Regions from separate parts of the Homo sapiens genome. Here regions 1, 3 and 4 are each linked to region 2. The links are chromatin loops, found by intact Hi-C in ENCODE. Cell type or tissue: heart right ventricle. All regions are shown on one strand.

Evidence for each region. Hi-C counts contacts between places; a loop is a spot of excess contacts. Peaks named below come from ENCODE experiments on the same cell type or tissue, not always from the same donor. Only the 100,000 strongest peaks of a DNase experiment are listed, where the experiment ranks them.
Region 1: a loop joins it to region 2, with 3 times the contacts of the local background. A loop is called at or near these places in 12 of 110 quality-filtered maps.
Region 3: it touches region 2 in a loop (3-fold over the local background); 36 of 110 quality-filtered maps call a loop at or near these places.
Region 4: a loop joins it to region 2, with 6 times the contacts of the local background. A loop is called at or near these places in 47 of 110 quality-filtered maps.

The regions. Positions count from the first base shown.
Region 1 is chr6:151,438,047-151,443,046 of GRCh38, reverse strand. All of the region lies in intron 2 of RMND1 (required for meiotic nuclear division 1 homolog), which reads left to right. Among named protein-coding and RNA genes, the nearest start is that of RMND1, 12 kb to the left of the region's middle. In heart right ventricle, a CTCF peak has its summit at 1,912 (motif pointing left); no DNase peak of the experiment used is centred here; H3K27ac peaks cover 1,836 bases.
Region 2 is chr6:152,121,987-152,126,986 of GRCh38, reverse strand. It overlaps SYNE1 (spectrin repeat containing nuclear envelope protein 1), which reads left to right. Exons shown (of 146, transcript NM_182961.4): 146 at 4,311-5,000. The coding sequence ends at 4,551. It also overlaps a transcript of ESR1 not described here. Among named protein-coding and RNA genes, the nearest start is that of SYNE1-AS1, 260 kb to the left of the region's middle. In heart right ventricle, a CTCF peak has its summit at 2,348 (motif pointing right); no DNase peak of the experiment used is centred here; H3K27ac peaks cover 1,600 bases.
Region 3 is chr6:151,688,306-151,693,305 of GRCh38, reverse strand. It overlaps a transcript of ESR1 not described here. Among named protein-coding and RNA genes, the nearest start is that of ESR1, 120 kb to the left of the region's middle. In heart right ventricle, a CTCF peak has its summit at 2,868; no DNase peak of the experiment used is centred here; H3K4me3 peaks cover 2,383 bases; H3K27ac peaks cover 3,233 bases.
Region 4 is chr6:151,673,706-151,678,705 of GRCh38, reverse strand. It overlaps a transcript of ESR1 not described here. Among named protein-coding and RNA genes, the nearest start is that of ESR1, 130 kb to the left of the region's middle. RefSeq lists an enhancer at 2,641-2,690. In heart right ventricle, a CTCF peak has its summit at 2,801 (motif pointing left); no DNase peak of the experiment used is centred here.

The DNA.
Region 1 (5,000 bases), 680 kb after region 2:
CAGAAAGCATGTGGACTTTATTTTGTTCCCATAGTTGCACCCAGCTCATCTTTTCAGCTCTGCAGAACAGCGTGCATCTGGAGTTGGCTGAATGAGGTTTCAGTCACCCTGTCTGTTGGAATTAAATCTTTACCTGGTCTCATTTTCAGAGATCATAATCTGAGATACTCAACCCACATCCCTTTGGCTTACAATTCCTAAAAGCAATAGTGGATCCAGTGGCTTATGCCTATAATTTCAGTGCTTTGGGAGGCTGACACAGAAAGACCACTTGAGGCCAGGAGTTGAAGACCAGCCTGGCAACATAGCAAGACTCCCATTTCTAAAAGACTTGGAAAAAAAAAAAAAAAAAAGCCGGGCTTGCTGGTGCGCAGCTGTAGTCCTAGCTACTCAAGAGGCTGAGGTGGGAGGATCGCTTGAGCTCCAGGGTTCCAGGCTGCAGTGAGTCGTGACTGCACCTCGCTCCGTCCAGCCTGGGCGACAGAGTGAGGCCCTGTCACTAAACAAACAAGAAAACAATAATAGCAGTGCTTCTTGTTAATGTCCAGTCTTTGAAGAGAACAGCAGAGGATGGGAACGGCAGGTCTGAGTGGCATGGAGCCCGACACCAGGGAGAATGTTTTCAGGCTAATAGCACTGTGTTACAGAATCACTGGTGGACTGTTAACCATTTTTTTGAAAAATGAAATAGAATAGAAAATAACAGAATACATTGCTCATGATAAACGTAAATACTGGTTTGTGAAGCTTTTGTGGCAATTGGTGTGTAAGCATATATGTGTATATGTACTATGTTTAATGATTTATAGGTTGTAGTCAGAAAAACTTACAGGATAAAGCGTGATCTTGGTAACGTAAAATGTATCTGTGTTTTTATAGCTTTAATCTCCAATCAGTATGTTACAGGAGAAAAGGCATTTTTCCTTAGTATGATCTATCTACTCACAGTACTTCTGACATCAAATATATGGGGACCTCTTCCTCCTCCTACCAGCCAGTTCTCCAATTCTCCAGACACTAACAAGGTGTCCTGCAATTCAGTTCAATTCCAGCACTAGCCAGAGTTAGTGCAGACGCCAGTTAGTTAAGCTCAGCCCCACAAGACTGCCCTCCCAGTTGACACCTGTGCTTCTGACCAACCAGCTCTATGACAACCATCCCCTCTTCAGGTTTGATTATTTGCTAGAATGGCCCACAGAACTCAGGGAATCATTTTATTTATGTTTACTGGGTTTTTTATATAAAGTATGCAAATGAACAACCAGATGTAGAGGTGCACAGAGTGAAGTCAAGAAGGGCCTGGAACTTAGGAGCTTCTGTTCCTCATAGAACTGGGCTGTGCCACCCTCCTGGCACATGGATGCATTGATCAACCCAGGAGTTCTCCAGACCCCATCATCTGGGTGTTTTTAATGGAGGTTTCATTGTGTAAGCCATGATTAATGATTAACTCAATCTCCAGCCCCTCTCCGTCCACCAGAAGTTAAGGGTGAGGCTGAAAGTTCTAAGCTTCTAATCAAAGTTTGGTCTTTCTGGTAACCACCCCCCATCCTGAAGCTGTCCAGGACCCACTGAGAGTCACCTCATTAAAACAAAAGATGTTCCCATCACTCGTGAAATTCCAAGGGATTTTTAGAAGCTCTGTGTTAGTAACTGAAGGCAAAGAGCAAATACTACAACCAAAAATGCCCCTGTCACTTAGAAAATTACAGGGGTTTTTAGGAGTCTGTACTGGGAACCAAGGACAAAGACCAAATGTAAATGTATTATATCACTATAGAAGCAACATTGCTGTAACACACTAATTTTCTTCAGTAATACAGTGTAAATGAAAGTATAATTTTTAAAAAAATGTTCTGATCAGAGCATGCGATGCTCCTAAAACAAGAATCATATGTAGATTTCTAGCCCCATCTGCTGGAACATGTCTTCTTTGGCCAGAAAAACAAAACATACTAAAATACAGTGGTTTGGGGTTTTTGCTTTTTGGGTTTTTTAAAACATTTTGAAGTAGAAAAGCCCTGAATATCATAACTATTATCGGTTGGTTTGACACATCTATTTAACAGGAAGGTGTAGATCCCCATCCTGAAACCCAAAATATGCTTTACATATATATGTAGCTAATGCTTAATAAGGATTCACTGTAAAAATCCAGAAAAGGATGTATAAAAATGAAAGCTGCTCAGAAAACAACAGCATCTTTAATAAAGAAAAAAAAGCAGACAAGACATTCCATGATTCTCTTTCCTTTTACCAAATAGGCTAAAATAAAAAAAGCAAAGAAAACAAAACCAAAACAAAGTGTCTAAAACGTCAAGTTCATCTATTAATAGAAGAAACCCACAACTAAGACTCAGAGCTAAGAAGTTTAAGGAGAATACAGAAAGTAGTGTAGCAAACCATATAAGCTGAGTGACATTGGATAGAACTTTGAGCCAAACTAAATGGGAGATCCCAAGAGAAGGAAAGGGGACAGTTGACAGTCTGGAAAACCTACAACAAAGATCCTTAGGATGGCCAAGTGAAAACAGATTGTGTTTAAAGATTTATTCATAATTTATTTGGAGCTTAGAATATATTTTCTCATAAAAATAGTGATTGACTTGTCCTGTCCTTGAGAGTTGAAAATAGTACACATTCTCAATTTGCCGTTAGTGTCGGAATATTCACATAATTTGGGATACCAGATTGCCCAAAACTCAGTTCTGAATATATTGAGCCTTTTATTTTTATCTCCAAGTGGCGGTTTTTAAAACTGACCTTTTACCTTGATTTAAAATAATAGTGCCTGGCTGGGCATGGTGGCTCACGCCTGTAATCCCAGCACTTGAGGCCGAGGTGGGCAGATTACCAGAGGTCAGGAGTTTGAGACCAGCCTGGCCAACATGAAGAAACACCGTCTCTACTAAAAATACAAAAATTAGCCAGGTGTGGTGGTGCATGCCTGTAATCCTAGCTACTCGGGAGGTTGAGGCGGGATAATCACTTGAATCCAGGGGGTAGAGGTTGCAGTGAGCTGAGATCGCACCACTGCCCTCACGCCTGGGCGACAGAGGAAGACTCCGTCTCAAAAAATAATAAATAGGCCGGGTGCGGTCACTGATGCCTGTAATCCCAGCACTGTGGGAGGCCGAGGCGGGAGGATCAGATGAGGTCGGGAGTTTGAGGCCAGCCTGACCAACATGGAGAAACCCCGTCTCTACTAAAAATACAAAAATTAGCTGGGCGTGGTGGCGCATGCCTGTGATCCCAGCAACTCGAGAGGCTGCGGCAGGAGAATCGCTTGAACCGGGGAGGCAGAGGTTGTGATGAGCCAAGATTGCACCATTGCACTCCAGCCTGGGCAACAAGAGTGAAACTGTCTCAAAAATATAATAATAATAAAGTAAAAAACAGAATAAAATAATAATGCCTGCCACCGCCATTAACAGACCTTGTACTCTAATGCCAAGCTGTATATGGGACAGTTGCCAGCATGTCTTCACTGGCACTATAAAATATAGCCAAGAAGATAGGCTCTGAGAGTAAGAAGTCTGTGTTGGTTAGGAGTAATTTTGTCCTGGCTCTCTGGTATAAAGCTCTCAAATGTAAATCCGGGTGGGATAATGGACTCAGCTCTGTCTGCAACATGCCACTGTGCAGAGAAGCACTCTCATGCATAAGCTTTTTATGCTGTAAACTATAGTAGCTGAAATTAAATGCCACTTTTTCAGAGGTGAATTAATGGAGAGCCTGGTGAAATTCAAAGCTTTTTGATGTATAAAACTTGATAAATGGAACTATTCCATCAATAGGCGAAGTATAACAACCTGTCTACATAGATAGTATGTAATTTCTGCACAGGTCTCTGTTTAGTTAATACATCACTGTATATCAATCTAGAATCTTGCTCCAATAAAGGAACATAAAGTTGTGTTTTGGTTTTGTTTTTGTTTGAAACGGAGTCTTGCTGTGTCGCCCAGAGTGCAGTGGTGCAATTTTGGCTCACTGCAACCTCGGCCTCCTGGATTCAAGGGATTCTCCTGCCTTGGCCTCCCAAGTAGCTGGGATTACAGGTGTGTGCCACCACGCCTGGCTAATTTTTGTATTTTTAATAGAGCCAGGGTTTCACCACGTTGACCAGGCTCGTCTCGAACTCCTGACCTCAAGTGATCCATCCGCCTCAGCCTCCCAAAGTTCTGGGATTACAGACGTGAGTCATTGGGCCTTGCCAAGGTTTTTGGGTTTTTTTTGGAAAAAAAAAAAAAAGTAGTACACATTCTTAGTGCAGATGGGCTTGGCCAGTACCACATGATGGTGAAGCAGACGTGAGACAACAGGGAGAGGCAGGGACAGTGTGGGCTGGAGACCCTGGGCCCCCCTACTCTATCCTAGTCCATTATTATAGCCAGATCTTCCACTCGGTCAGATGATGATGGAAATCTGGATTTTGTGTGAAATCTCTCAGTTTATTGTTGACAAGTCAATTTGAATTTTAGAAACGTGATGTAGGTCAACTCTTGAGTTGGATGGTTCTCCGAGCTGCCAGTTTACAACTCCGATTCTAGCAAAAGAGACAGCCTCTGCCATTTTCAGTACAGCTACAGGAAGATCCTTCAGTGGACTAGCTTGTGACCTGCTTATCTCCTTTTTGTGCCTCTTGCTCTTCCCACTTCAGCCCAAACTAAGCACATGAGCTGTAGCCATCACAGAAGTAATTCTGACATCCAACCTAATGTACTGTGATTTCACCTAGCAAGCTTGAGTGAATTTGCCAGGTCTTGCAGAGTGGAGCCTACCCGATGTCTCGCCTGATGCCCCTTGCTAGGATTCCTTTCTTTCAGCTGGCCGAATCTTTACACACATCGTACATCAGCTAGTTTTAACTCCATGAAGCCTTAAAAAGAACTAGTGCTCACAGGTCTAAACCTTAAGCACGTGCCTGTTCCCTGTACTCTGGTAACTCCTGATACATTTTTATTTGTATATCCCCGTGTTCCTACTTTCATATGTGACTA
Region 2 (5,000 bases):
CTAGATGTTTCTGCAAAATAAATCTGTTACATACTGCCAGTGTTAGCCGAAAAGTAACAAAATAAATTAGAAGTTTCTTCTCATTTGGCTTTAAATGATGCATGCACGAAATTAACTCATTTTCATTTCCTTGATTATAAACAATTTTCAAAGTGAGTCATACCCTATGTGCATGGCATTCAGACTTCTCACAATTGTGTGTCCTACACACTTTCTTTTGAAGGGTGTGATTTTAGCCACTACTCCCTCCCTGCCATTCTCCTTATCCCGCAATTGTCTAGGTATTTTGGGACAGAGATGAAGCAACTCCTGGGCAGCTATTTACCTGGAAATTTGAAGGAGTGAGGGAAGTGAGAAAAATAAATAAAAATTTACTTGTAGCAAATAAGCACGTTTTTTGCTGGACAGAACTATCTGATATATCTGTATTGATGATGTTCCTTAAGGAGGCTCACACATTTAATTTTTCCTATATAAACACAATCTAAACTGGCATCCATGTATGTAATAAGACCAGAGGAGAATGACCAGTGGGTAGTCAACAAGTTGCCTTTGTTCTTTCCCTTATGAAATTTCCCAAGACTCTAGAAACTTAGGTGATTTTTAGCACAGTAGCTAAATATTAAAAATAACCCTTTCCCTGGGACCATTAGCTTCTTGATACTAAAATCGCTAGAACAAGTTCCCCCTGAAGATGAGGCAGCTTTGGGCATGTTGAAACTCTGGTAATTACCCCAAGGGGACAGGCATTTTCCCAGTGGATAGTTCGGATATTTTCAAGGGCAGCCAGCTGCACGGACAGTCACTGAATATTGTGTGTTCTCTCTGTCCCCATCTCAGCCCATGACTTCTTCCTAGCTTGGCGTTCTTCAGCATTAGAAGTCATGCACAAATTAAATTTTAATAAAAAATGCTCTGATGCTGTTAAATGTGCCATGTCCTTCAACAGACTCCAACATAGGAGTCCACATTCTGTAAATGGTGACATTTTTATCAAAAATGGGCAAGTAAATTAGTCTCTCTGGCCTTCAGTTTTCTCATTTGCAAAGATGAGGGGTGCATTAATATCCTAAAATTATTTTGGCTGTCATGATTTATGATTCAATGGTTTGCCATTTTTCTCAGGAGTGAACAGGTCAATGGGCAGCCCTTGTTTTGATCTTGATCTTTGACCTAATTGCACAAAGAATTTAACAGTTGACAAACAGGAGCTATTCAGCTCTGTCAGATTGTACTATCAATTATATATGTAAATCTTCCCATCACTAAAGTTCTTAAATGTCTCCTAATGAAAATTAGTCAGGTATTTAATAACTAGGAATTGTGGGAGCTCTCTTCAGTCACTCTGTTATAACTCATCTAGCTACAGGTGTTGAGTGTTGGTTGCCAGGGCATATTTTAAAGTCAGGGGAAGGATGTTTTGAAGAAAATTTGATCCAAAGTTTGTGGGTAGCTATCCTATCCTTCTTAAGACACTTTAAGGCAAACCATTGAATCATTGCAAATGAGAAAACTGAAGGCCAGAGAGACTAATTTACTTGCCCATGGTCATGTAACTGCCTCAAAACAAAATGTCCCCACGTCCACACACGGATTTGATGATCTGCAGGATACTGTGAGGCCTTATGACCAGAGGCTTTAGACACGAGGAAACCACTTGTTTCCAAATATTTTAGGATGCAAGTTCAGGATTCTCTTCTTTGCTTCTACATGTGAGATACCTGTGAAATGAATACGACCTGAATTACCATTACCATTATTCCTATCACCAACCAGCAAAACATTTCACAGCAGAGAGTGCGGTGGGCAGGGATTTTGGAAGCCTGAGTCCCTGCTAGGCCTCTTCCTTTAACTGTAGAATCTGAAGCAAGTCATTCAGCCTGTCTAGAGTCTCCAGGTTCTGGTAGTTAAAATCACAGGGTTGAAATCTTCTGCCACTGGCTGTGTGAGCTTGAGCCAGTTATTTCACTTCCCTGAGCTTTCTTTCACATCATCTGTAAAATGAAGTTAATAAGTACACACCGCAGAGGACTGCTGTGGGGATTAAATGACAGAACCCAACATAAATGCTCAGAGTGCTGCCTAGCAATTAGAAGAGTAAACATGAACTGTCCTTAGCTACTCCCCTACAAAATTAGGAGATGAACTGGATGCTCTCTAAGGCCCTGTCTCAACATGAATATTTTATGCTCAGGTAACTCAAGAAGTTTCTATTTTCCTTTTCCATTAATAAGGTATATGACATACTTCTTTTATGTTCTACTATATTTTCACAAAATATACTTTTTTTTTCCCTCAGCTTATTAGGAATAACTCATTGGTCTTAGCACAAGGGCAGTTAATCAGTTTGACCACTAGATGGTGATTGAGCTCTTGTGGCTTCTTGGGAGATTATTTATACTGACAAATCAGTAGAAGACAAAAACATCGAACAGTAAACTTTAAAGTTAGAAGACCATCTATGCTAATTTGAAGAGGTTAGTGAAGAGGTTGACACCTAGAGATGAAGTGAGTTGTTCAAGGTTACATTACCCTGCCGTTACTTGTGTGGATTTCAGAAAAGAACATGCTTCCAATTTAAACCAGTGATTTGATTTTTCCTTACACCACAAGAAGTGTATAGAAACACTGCGTGCTGCCTGTTTCTTGGGGTTTCTGCAGAACCAATATCTGTTTTTGAGATAGAGTCTCGCTCTGTTGCCCAGGATGGAGTGCAGTGGTGTTCCGATCATGGCTCACTGCAGCCTCCGCCTCCCGGGTTCAAGCGATTCTCCTGCCTCAGCCTCCCAAGTGACTGGGACTACAGGCACACGCCACCAGGCCTGACTAATTTTTGTATTTTTACCATGTTGGCCAGGCTGGCTTGAACTCCTGGCCTCAAGTGATCCGCCAACCTCAGCCTCCCAAAGCGCTGGGATTACAGGCGGGAGCCACTGTGCCCAGCCCTCTCCCATTTTTCTTTGATGGTTTAATAAAAGAGTTTTGAATACTCCCTCTGTTCCCTTCTAAGGGGATTCTATCTGTTTTTAACATTTATTTTCTTAGGTGTCACTCCGCATCCCCCACCGATATTAGGGTAGTCTGTCTTCAGAAATTAATAGGTAATAGGTGAGCTACAAACATAGTGCTTTCTTCTGGACCAAACCTACAGTTACCAATACAGCTTTCACACGCTCATATTATTTCAGTAGCCTCACATACAATGTCCTTATCCTTGGTGATATTAAAACTCTTAAGGAATTTATACTAGTTGTGAGGGAGTGTTTCTTTTGGCTACATCTTTTATTTTTGTTCATTCAATGTTGTATGGGTCTGAGTGTACACCAAATGCCTGTCGTAAACAACATTTCTTTCTTCATCTTTTCTGCTAGTAACCAAAAAAAGGTAATGGCTGTTCACAAAAAGAAAACAGTAGCACCCAACTCAGAATCTACTTCCAGATTCTGTATTTTCCAGGCAGTCCTTCTTAAGAGTTCTGAAACCTGTACTCAATCTCTAATGCACTGTTTAAAAGGAAGATAAAAGTGAAATAGAAAAACTTGTCACTTTGAGTGTAGAAGGGGCTGTAGGATGACAGTCCATCCTCCTCAGAAAATGGTGTCCATTTTCCAAAGTAATGACGTCAGTGATAGGATCAGCCTAGCATCTACATCATACAACACCAGTGTTCTGTAGACAGACTCCACTGCTATTCCTTGTTCGTACAGCTTTGGAACCCGCTAATGTCAGGGCCTGATGCTGATTCAGTGCAAGATGAAACCAGGGTATGCTCTATGATTAATGAAGCTTTTATGGGTCTGTGCAAAATGACAAAGACTGTTTTTATTTTTGCTGCATGGATTTTGGCATATCCAGGATGGCTAGATGGGATACTTGGTATGATTCTGACAGCAACTAATTTTGCTTAACAATGTTCATGATATTCTTAAAACAAAAATATGCTGCATCAAATATCTACATTTTAATTATTCTGGATCTACTTAATTCATGCTAGTAGAATGTGTATAGAGCAGTTATTTTCGTTGATAGAAAATGTTTCACCACATTAAGGGGTAAAAGGAGTAGAATTTGAACCTAATTACTTACGTTTAGTTGACTGACTAAATGTTTATTTCTTGTCAGTGCAGTTTCCAACAACCTCATTTGATGGTGGGGGGTGACCTGGGCACACTGTGGAAGGCTGGCAGCTGATCGCCAGGCTGGGGTGTGCTTGGCATGGCCCTTTAGCTTCCAGGAAGGTGCAGAGGCAAAAAGCAGCGTCCCTCCGACACTGGAGTTATCTGAGTAATTTATGTCCATTCTTCTCTCAGGTCCACAAAAGGTGGCTCCGATTCCTCCCTTTCTGAGCCAGGGCCAGGTCGGTCCGGCCGCGGCTTCCTGTTCAGAGTCCTCCGAGCAGCTCTTCCCCTTCAGCTTCTCCTGCTCCTCCTCATCGGGCTTGCCTGCCTTGTACCAATGTCAGAGGAAGACTACAGCTGTGCCCTCTCCAACAACTTTGCCCGGTCATTCCACCCCATGCTCAGATACACGAATGGCCCTCCTCCACTCTGAACTAAGCAGATGCCATCTGCAGAAGTGCTGGTAGCATAAGGAGGATCGGGTCATAAGCAATCCCAAACTACCAACAAGAGGACCTTGATCTTGGCGAAAGCCCTCGGTGTGGCAGCTTTAGCCCTCCTCCAGATCACATGTGTGCAAATTATGGCTTCAGAGGTGGAAGATAAACAGTGACGGGGGAACAAACAGACAACAAGAAGGTTTGGAAGAAATCTGGTTTGAGACTCTGAACCTTAGCACTAAGGAGATTGAGTAAGGACCTCCAAAGTTCCCCGGACTCATGAATTCTGGGCCCTTGGCCCATTCTGTGCACAGCCAAGGACTTCAGTAGACCATCTGGGCAGCTTTCCCATGGTGCTGCTCCAACCATCAGATAAATGACCCTCCCAAGCACCATGTCAGTGTCGTACAATCTACCAACCAACCAGTGCTGAAGAGATTTT
Region 3 (5,000 bases), 430 kb after region 2:
GATGTTCATAAATTCCTAGCAGCTTTGGTGCTGACCTTGAATTATTTCACTGATTCAACCAACATGTATTGAGTACCAGGCACTGTGCTAGGCTTAGAATAGAAATAACTTCCTCATACTGAGTTTCTAATGCTTGGAAACTGCAAGGAGTTTAATGAGTGGCTTAATGTCATTTATTCCATATAATATATCTGGTAGCTACTGTTAGTACTCCCACTTTGCAGATGAGAAATTCAAGGCATGAGGTTAAATAATCTGCCTCTAAATTGCACAGCTAGAGAGTGGTGGGAGCTATGGCTGGTACTCAGTCATTTTCCATGGATCTGAATTAAACTACTTAATATCAGAATTCTTACTGAAGAGTGATCTGCTGTGGAAAACCTGAGCAGAGGTATCAGCTTTCCAGCGAATATTTTTAGGGGCAGATGGATAGGGTAAGCCCCTTCATTCTCCGAAAGAATCACAGACTTTCAGAGAGAAAAATGTTATACGCCTTAGATAGAACGATAAAACTCAATGATGTGTACGCTTTTGCTGTTGGGTCCAGTGGGAATGATTCAGAGGAAGTCTACTGAGATGTTGCCCAGAAGGCAGGCACACCATCATCACTCTTACCTGTACAGTGCACGCCTTTCAAAATAGCACTTCATTAGACAATATGCAGGAGGTTTCACAGATGGCGCCTCTTTCTCGGAGATTAACAATGGAGACCCTCTCCTGATAGAGGTGGATGGACAGGACCATATCTCCACTGCCATAGATGAAGACTATGCTATGACTTTTTTTTTTACAGTGTGGATGGTCTACCCAGAGCTGGGTCACTCTCTTCCTTGCCCTTTTTTCCGAATAGCCAATCTGCAGTCCTGGAGCACAGCTGTTCCCTATTCAAAGCAAAGTAAACTCAACCACCAGGCCGTCAGCCCAAGCGATTGTTCTGAGCAACTAGGATAAATGAATGCAGACAGACTCAGAGAAGACCTGCAGATAACCATGTGAAAATGTTTAGCAGATGCCTGATGTAAATACTTACACTGTGTGGAGGTTTAGAGTGAGTGTTTGAAGGGAAGGTAGATGGTAGCTAGCTCTAAACCCAATATTGAACAAAAAGACACAGAGTTATCAGAAACGAAAGATAGTTGGACTTTGTTCTTGCTGCAAGTTTAAGACACAAGAGCTTTATTCCTTTCCTTGACTGTCACAAGCAATAAAATGAAACACGTATCTCCAAATGTCCAAGAAAAATCTTCTACTCGTAAATACGACGCTTGTATTCTTAAGGAAAATTTTGCTTTTTTCCTACATGTCGTATCTTTTACCTACATTGTTTTTATTTGTAATTTCCTTGAAAATCTGACATTCTAGAGTATTTTATCCAACTGCTACAGCATTATCTGCATGCATTCCAAGGCCTAGTGGGCAGTCATCACAGGATATTAACAAAATCAAAGAAAATATTTGCTTTTGAGAAATAGGAAGGGATTTTATGGTATACAAATGGACCCTGAACCATCCATGGTTCTCAAACATTCTCATCCAATTTAAGTTCTCTGTACGTTTCAGAATTCAGTTCAAATACTTCTACCTGGTCTTCCTGTTTACTCTCAATATTAAAATATGTATATACCACATTCAAAACCAGATGAGTTTCCCAGCAACCTCATATACATGGAGTTGCTCTGTAAGCCTATTAGATCTGGCACATAAAGGCATTAAAAATCTGGCACCTTTAAGCAGGAACCATTGCCATGATCACAAGTCCTGATTAAGCCCAACCCTTCTATCGAGTAAATTGCTTTAAAATCTTTTAATCATGTTGGCTCCTACGGACTTGTTTGAGAGAATACTGGTTATCTTCTTGACAAAGTATGAAACTTACAGTTCAGCGAGCATTTCCTAAGACATGTGGCATTCCTCTAACCAAAATGAAAGTATTCTGCCCTGTCTTGTGACTGCCACATCATTACCCGAGTAGCCCACTGCTATATGTGGTGGAGTCATTATGTATGTGCCATTGTGAGGCAAAAAGGAACTGAGAAAATGGGACACCAGGACTCAAAAGAGCTTGCTTAAAATCAGAGGCCCATTTCAAGACAGAGGGGCTCGTTCTTTTGCTGCTAAATGTGTAGCTTTTCAGAAAACTTGACTGCCTTTAGGAAACAAATAATGGCTTATTCACATCGCTTAGTTCAAACTCACGTAAGTTATGGCTCCAAAGATTCAGAAAACAGGTAGTGTGTTCATGCTACTCTGAGATTTGTCCAATTAAGAGCTTATAAAATTCTAACACAGTTCAACAATACAGTGTCTCCTAGCTAGTGCTAGATCCAATACATTTATGTTATCTGGAACAGACAGGCAGCCTGTGTGTGCTGTACTAAGAAAAGGGTAGTCGGATTGCCCTCTGCCTCAGCTAAATATTATTCTAGAAGTGAATTTCCACTGTACCAAGTTTAGATTTCACATTTTATCATCCCAGGAATACTTGCCAGTAACTTTGCAAAATATCCTTGGAGCAGAAAGACAAAAAAATGAACATTTTTTAAAGATGAGAGGTAAGCTCTGAAGTTACAATATGCTTGTAAACAGTAGCACATTATATCAAAAAGGAAAAAATAAATTGAGAAGAAATAGGAGTACCTACTTGAAGAGAAGATTATCACTCAGAGACTGTCTTCTTATGCTATAGAATGGGCAGGAGAAAGGAGCATGGACCTTTCGAGCCTGTTAAAGAGCTTCTGAGCATGGAGCCTGCATTTTCAGTTTTGGTAAAATCCGTTCTGAGTCGGTAGACAGGAGGCTGTTATGACCATGAAATTAGGAAATGCAGTAACTCAAAAATAAAGAACTAGCACCACCATTTGACTAGGATTGGAAAATCTCATTGAAAAAATAGAGGAGGGGGTGGCCTTGCTTTTGCCAAGCCAGGCCCGAATCTAACTTTCTTAGCACTTCCATTAAGATGGATGTTCAAGAAGAGGTAAATCATGTGTTAATCTGCCTGAAATATTTTTTATGCCATCCAGCCGATTTTCTCTTTATTCGTAATAAAGCTTGAAGTCTAGACAGGCATGTGGAGTTGGAAAAAAAAATAAAACATCATTCAGCACATAAATTTTGTTAATCCAAAGTTAGCTACAGCTAAACTAAAAGCAGGGGCAAGGAAATATCTTCTGTGAGTGTTTTTTGGGACTTTCTTACTCAGGCATGGACTCAAAAGCCCGCTCTGCACTTCTTGTTACCGATTAATGAGGTTCTTGACTTCGGTAACCTGCAGAGGTCTAGCTTCTCACACTCTTCAGCCCTTCCTTCTGTCATATGATCCTTCCATAAACTGTCCGGTATTTCCTGCAGCAATTTTTAAGTTTATGAGGTTATTGATTGTTTGTTTAACACTAAGATAAACATTTTAAAGTAGCAAAGGGGCTGTAAAATCATATTAAAAATTTTTAATAATATTGACATTTTAATATCTCATCATGTCTGGTGTGGTTTATGCAGTAGGTACTTTAAATGAATTTTTAAAAATATTTTCTCTTTTTCTTCTCTACAAGCCTTGAAAAAAGGCTGGCTTTCTGGCAGTGAGAATGGTAGAATGGGGCGGAGGCAGGATCTCCCTCTTGCTACTGTATTTCTCTCTGTCCCAGTACCCAGTACAGAGGAACACCTGCCAAGTAAGAGGTGCATCTCAAAACTGGCATGGGAAAGAAAGAAAACCAAAATAAATAATCAACACTTTAAAACATTTTGAAATCAATGATCTTAACTGTCTTCAGTCTTCTCTATACTTATCAGTTAGCCCATAAAATAATTTAAATATGTAAATTTGTCTGAGAGTAACTTCTCCAGAATACATAGAGCAGGACACATTTTAGTTAATATGTAAAGTATTTAATTGCAATTGACTGAACATAAAATCTCAACAAGATTCACTTACACAAGGAATAATCATGTATACTAACGCATTGTGGGGGTTCTGTAAGCATTTTTATTGTGTTTATTATGATTTCTGGTGAAAGGTAGATTATTGAATAACATGCTCTGAACAGTTCAAGTGTTTTGAAAGCGAAATATTTTTTCTAAATTAATTAAATCTTTCAATTATTTTAGTTGCCAGAATGGGTGAAGTATGCTTTTCAAACAGCATTTAGCTACCTGTTAAAACCAGTTTTACACATCAATACAGAGATGAAAATTACATAGAGCAACAGTTCTCAAAATAGGACAGCTAATGAATTCTGAACTGAAGGTTATAGATTATTTCCTTTTCATTAGAAAATATAAATGTACAATGTATATTGTATGTAAATTATAAATTAACTTAATTATCCTTTAAAAAACTATTATTGATATTCGTTTGCATTCCAATATGTGCTTTCTTGAGTGCAAGAGAATAAAAATGACAACAAATGTCTTCTGAGCATATATAGTCATCCCTTAGTATTAGGGTTGGGATATTGGTTCCAGGACAAGTCCCTGATATAAAATCACATAGTATTTACATATATCCTATGCACATCCTCCTGTATACTTTAAATAATCCATAGATTACTTATAATACCTAAAACAATGTAAATGTGAAGTAAATATGTGTTATACTATATTGTTTAGAGAATGAAAAGAGCAAAGTCATGTTCAGTACTGGCACAATTTTTTTCCTGGATATTTTTTTCTTTTTTTTTTCCCCTAGTATGCAGCTATTTTCCTAGATATTTTTTATCCAACCAGAGGTTGATTGAATCCTCAGATGTGGAACCCACAGATATGGAGGGCTGGCTGTACTAGATGTCAGATACTAGTTTAAGTATCTTTGTAGCAACCCAGTGAGGTAAGTACTACTAAAAACCCATTTTGCAGTTGAGGAAACCGTGGGATACTGAGATTAAGTACCCATACCAGCTGCGGCCAGGGTTCAAACTCACATGGACCAACTCAAGCCTCCATGCTTTTAAAGCTCCATTTCAGAATCTGAACCAGCACAAGGAATTACACACAAGGACACA
Region 4 (5,000 bases), 450 kb after region 2:
CAGAAAAAAAAAAAAAAACCAGTGGTTTGTATTGAGCCCAGACAGGTGTCTGATCCTAGGCTAGGACTCCTTCCCCGGAAACACTTCCAGAAGCATTTTTCTGTTGGTTATCAGTGGTTCCCAACTTGGCTTTGCAGCTACGGAGACTTTACAAATATCCATGCCGAACCCACACCCACAGATGTTCCGATTTTTGGGGAGAGACTCAGGCATCAACTTTTTTTTTTTTTTTTAATATGGAGTCTCGCTTTGTTGCCCAGGCTGGAGTGCAGTGGCACAATCTCGGTTGAGTGCAACCTCTGCCTCCCGGGTTCAAGAGATTTGCCTGCCTCAGCCTCCCAAGTAGCTGGGATTATAGGCGTGTACCACCACACCTGGCTAATTTTTGTATTTTTAGTAGAGACAGGGTTTCACCATGTTGGCCCGGCTGGTCTCGTACTCCTGACCTCAAGTGATCCACCTGCCTCAGCTTCCCAAAGTGCTGGGATTATAGGCATGAGCCACTGTGCCCAGTCGGCATCAATGTATTTTTTTTAATTCTCCAGGTGATTCTCATGTGCAAGGAGAATTGAAAAGCACTAGGTTGGATTCATCTTTTTTACCACTTCTATCCATCTGTTCCACGCAACACCATACATGTGCCTCACACACCTATAATCAAACCAAACCATGACAGCCAATTGCTCAGGCCACCATGTGTATACACTTGCTTCCTGCTTCTTTCATTACGTTTTATTAATTTTTTTACAAATGTAACATGTTTAACAGTACCACCTAAGAGAATGTGTGAGTTTTCATGAGTAAAGAAGTATAACCCCTGAGAAGCAGTTTCAGCATTTGAGAAAATAAATCTGAAACAATACAATCTTCCAAATTTATACCAAACCCTCCTCCCTTTGCAAACTCTGCTTCCCAGGGCGACTCTATTATTGACAATGTGGGCAAAGGGGTAAACAGGAAAAAAAGCCGTGTTCATTTCAAGCCACTAAGAAGCACAGGCCAAAGGAAAAATAAAATCAATCAACCTTTGCCAAGTGGCAAAGAACAAACCAGTGGGGACTGGAGTCCTATAGTCAGCTTTTTAAAGAGTATTATGAACAATAGGGAACAAATGCTGCGTAATCACTCAAAAGATTTACAAACAATGCGACAGAACAATGCAAACTGAGTGAATACTACTGGGTGGATGTTTACTCCGCCAAGAAAAACCGGACACCCTAAGCCTCACTAATAAAAGGCTCTGTGTGTACATTCATTCACAGTGACCCTCTCACCCAGAGAACCATGGGCCTGTCAGTAACATTCTCTCTTCTTGCCTTAAAAATCATTTGGAGATATTGTCATCAAGCACATTAATTCCCATTTTACAGAAAGGGAAATAAAGGCAGGAAGAGGTAAATTAATGTGATCAACAAAGTGGCGGTCAAGCTGCCCCAGGCATAGCTAAGAGTAGAAACCTATCGTTACTGGTGTCATCTCTAACCACAAATTTTCTATCCACTTTCTCAAGAAAATCAGAGTCTTAGTTTGATGTTCTAAAGCCTAACTCAAATTTTTCTTCTTGCTCAGCTTGGTACCTGTAGTTGCAGCTACTGGAGAGGCTGAGGCAGGAGGATCCCTTCAGTTCAGGAGTTTGAGATCAGCCTGGATGACAGAGTGAGACCCTCATCTTTATGGATATATATGTATAAAGAACAAATTTTTCTTCTTTTCCAAAACCTCTTTTGGGTATTCTCCCTTTGTCTTTCTTTCTCCATACTCTGTCTCCATCTCCAAACTGCGTTACACAGTTTGAACATGTTATAGTTAGCTCTCAGGGACCATCCAAACACAGCTTTTTCTTCTGCTAGGATTTTGGTGAATATATGTGTCTTGAGATAAGCAGCCATCTGCTAGGACTTGTTGATGTTCTTTATCAGATAGCAGTTTCTCTGGTGAGGCAGCTTCCGCGAGTGGGAAGGGGTAGATGGAGACAGGGTGCAGATAAGGGATCTCCAGGATGCCTTCCCATGAGGGGTGCTAAATGCAGCGAGTGAGGGTGCCAAGTCTGGGGAAGGAAGGCTGCCCATGTGTTGGGTCTGCTAATTAGCACCATTTGAAAATAATTATGACAAGACCACACAGGGAGAGCATGATATTTCAAGCGTAGCCGACCATTAAGTAAACAGGAGCACTGAACTATATTTCCTTGGTGATTGTGAAAAATCTCCGAAAAGATGGACAGAGGCTGCTGAGGACCTTAGTCCTTTGCAGGAACCAGAAGGAAAAGCCCAGGCAATGCTTCACTACCACACTCTGATTGCTACCAAATTGTTGAGTGTTCTCCATTCATTTCAGTATTTGTTCATAAAACAGGAACTTTCATTATTAATAGCTCAGGAGAGAGAGATGGCTGGTGTCTCTCACATCCCTGTCCCTTCATAGCCCTTGGAAGACCAAACAGAACCAAGTATGGACCTGGCTCACCGAGTTGGGAAGGTACTGGAAGGGGCACTAGTGAAGCAGGCTGGCCTCCTTCGGGCACCTCCTGTCTGCCCACCCAACCTCTCCTCCCTGTGACCCCTGCACCTTTGCTCTTTGACTTACACCAGTTCTTTGTCCTACTTCCATTCTGGCTTGCTCTGCAGTCTCATCTTTATGGTGTTTCTAACTCTCTTGCTTTCCTCCCTTCTCAGATGCAGTCCAAACCTTGACTCTACCTCGTAACTCATTACCACCTCCACCTGTGCCTTGGAATCTGCAGGCAGGTGCTGGCCTTCCCTTCTGGAGACCACAGCCAGCTCTCTGCTGCCCCCACCTGGTCCATAGCAGAACCTGCAGACGGTAACCTGGCAAATTGGTCCTTAAATCTATGGCGGCTTCACCAGTTTCCGGCATCAATTCGAATTTTGCTAATTTTGTTTCACCATAGCCTGGCTTGACTTACGGGTCTCAAACAATGCTTAATGTTTAATGGCCAAATTATGCTAACAAGCAAATGATCAAACTTAGGGGAAGCACTTTATTTTTTAAGGTAAGTGCAAAACAGTGGTAGCATTGTGATCATTCTGAAAAATCTAGCCTAAAATGATGGCTTTTTTGTTTCTAATCACTAGAACACACTATGTAAGTGTAGAGTTATTCCAAAATGTGACCATTTTTGTAACACTGATTTTTTTTTCATTCCAGTTCAAATTTCCTATAATAGTAGTAACAGACGGTGGGGAGGAGGGGAAGAAGGAGGAAGAGGAGGAAAAGGAGATGACTCAGCTATAGTTCCCCTAACCCTCTTGGTTTATGAAGCAGCTCAGAAACTTATTAGAACAAATTCCAGCATCCGAGACCACTGAGCTAACCATCCAACCACCCACACCCAAAGAAATAGCAAGAACATAAGTTTGGACCTGACCTGCTCAGCTCTCCACCACAAGCCTCTGGCTAGACTCAGGTACACAGTAGACCCTCAGTGAGTACTTAGTGAATAAATCAATGAATACGCACGTAATTAGTAATGTTTTCTAAACCATACATTCACTCAGTGCACTAGAAACACTTGTTATTTTATATAGTCTGGCAATATAACAGCACTTGCTTCTAATATTGTACTCAATAGTACAAGTGCCATTCTCTCTCACCCTTAGTTATTTCTATTAATAACTTCAACTCCATATTATATATTTTTAAATGGCCTAGGAGTGAGAAAAACATTTATTTTCATAAACCATCAAGGAATTCCACTGCTATGATTGAAAAATAAAAGGTCTGAAAATACATGTCTACATTTTTTCACCTTTTGAAAACATAGCATTTCTCAACAGAAATCCAATGCAGTTTTACAAATATTCTCTTGTCCATGAACTTTCACTGACATCCAGAAGGTATAACAGTGGGGCAGGTGAGTTTGGTGGTCTTAGGCAGAATGGAACTGCAACTTAGGTTCAGTGGAAAATGATGCAATTTCCTTGCAAATCAAAACCACAATGAAATACCGTCTCACGCCAGTTAGAATGGCGATCATTAAAAAGTCAGGAAACAACAGATGCTGGAGATGATATGGAGAAATAGGAACACTTTTATACTGTTGGTGGGAGTGTAAATTAGTTCAACAATTGTGGAAGACTCTGTGGCAATTCCTCAAGGATCTAGAACCAGAAACACCATTTGACCCAGCAATCCCATTACTGGGTATATACTAAAAGGATTATAAATTATTCTATAAAGATACATGCACACGCATGTTTATTGCAGCACTATTTACAACAGCAAAGACTTGGAACCAACCCAAATGCCCATCAATGATAGACTGGATAAAGGAAATGTGGCACATATACACCATGGAATACTATGCAACCATAAAAAAGAATGAGTTCCTGTCCTTTGCAGGGACATGAATGAAGCTGGAAACCGTCATTCTCAGCAAACTAACACAGGAACAGAAAACCAACCACTGCATGTTCTCACTCATAAATGGGAGTTGAACAATGAGAACACATGGACACAGGGAGGGGAACATCCCACACCAGGGCCTGTTGGGTGGTGGGGGACAAGGGGAGGGAGAGCATTAGGACAAATACCTAATGCATGCAAGGCTTAAAACCTAGATGACAGGTTGTTGGGTGCGGCAAACAACCATGGCACATGTATACCTATGTAACAAACCTGCACATTCCCCACATGTATCCCAGAACTTAAAGTAAAATTTTAAAAAAAAGAAAATGATGCAATTTCTTTTATAATGGAGAAAAATCACTTGGTTGTAAAGTCCAAATTAAGCACAATGTGGATAGATAGATGTGTAAACACACACAAAATGGCAAAAAGTGATATGGAGTGTCCTTTTTTTCAGTGACAAGCTGAAAGTTTGTACTCCAACCTGGAGTACAATGCCATAATCATGGCTCACTGCAACCTCAATTTCCTGGGCTCAAGTGATCCTCCCACCTCATCCTCCTGAGTAGCTGGCAATACATTTGCACGCTACCACATCCAGCAGTTTTTTAATTTGTTGTTGAGATAGGGTC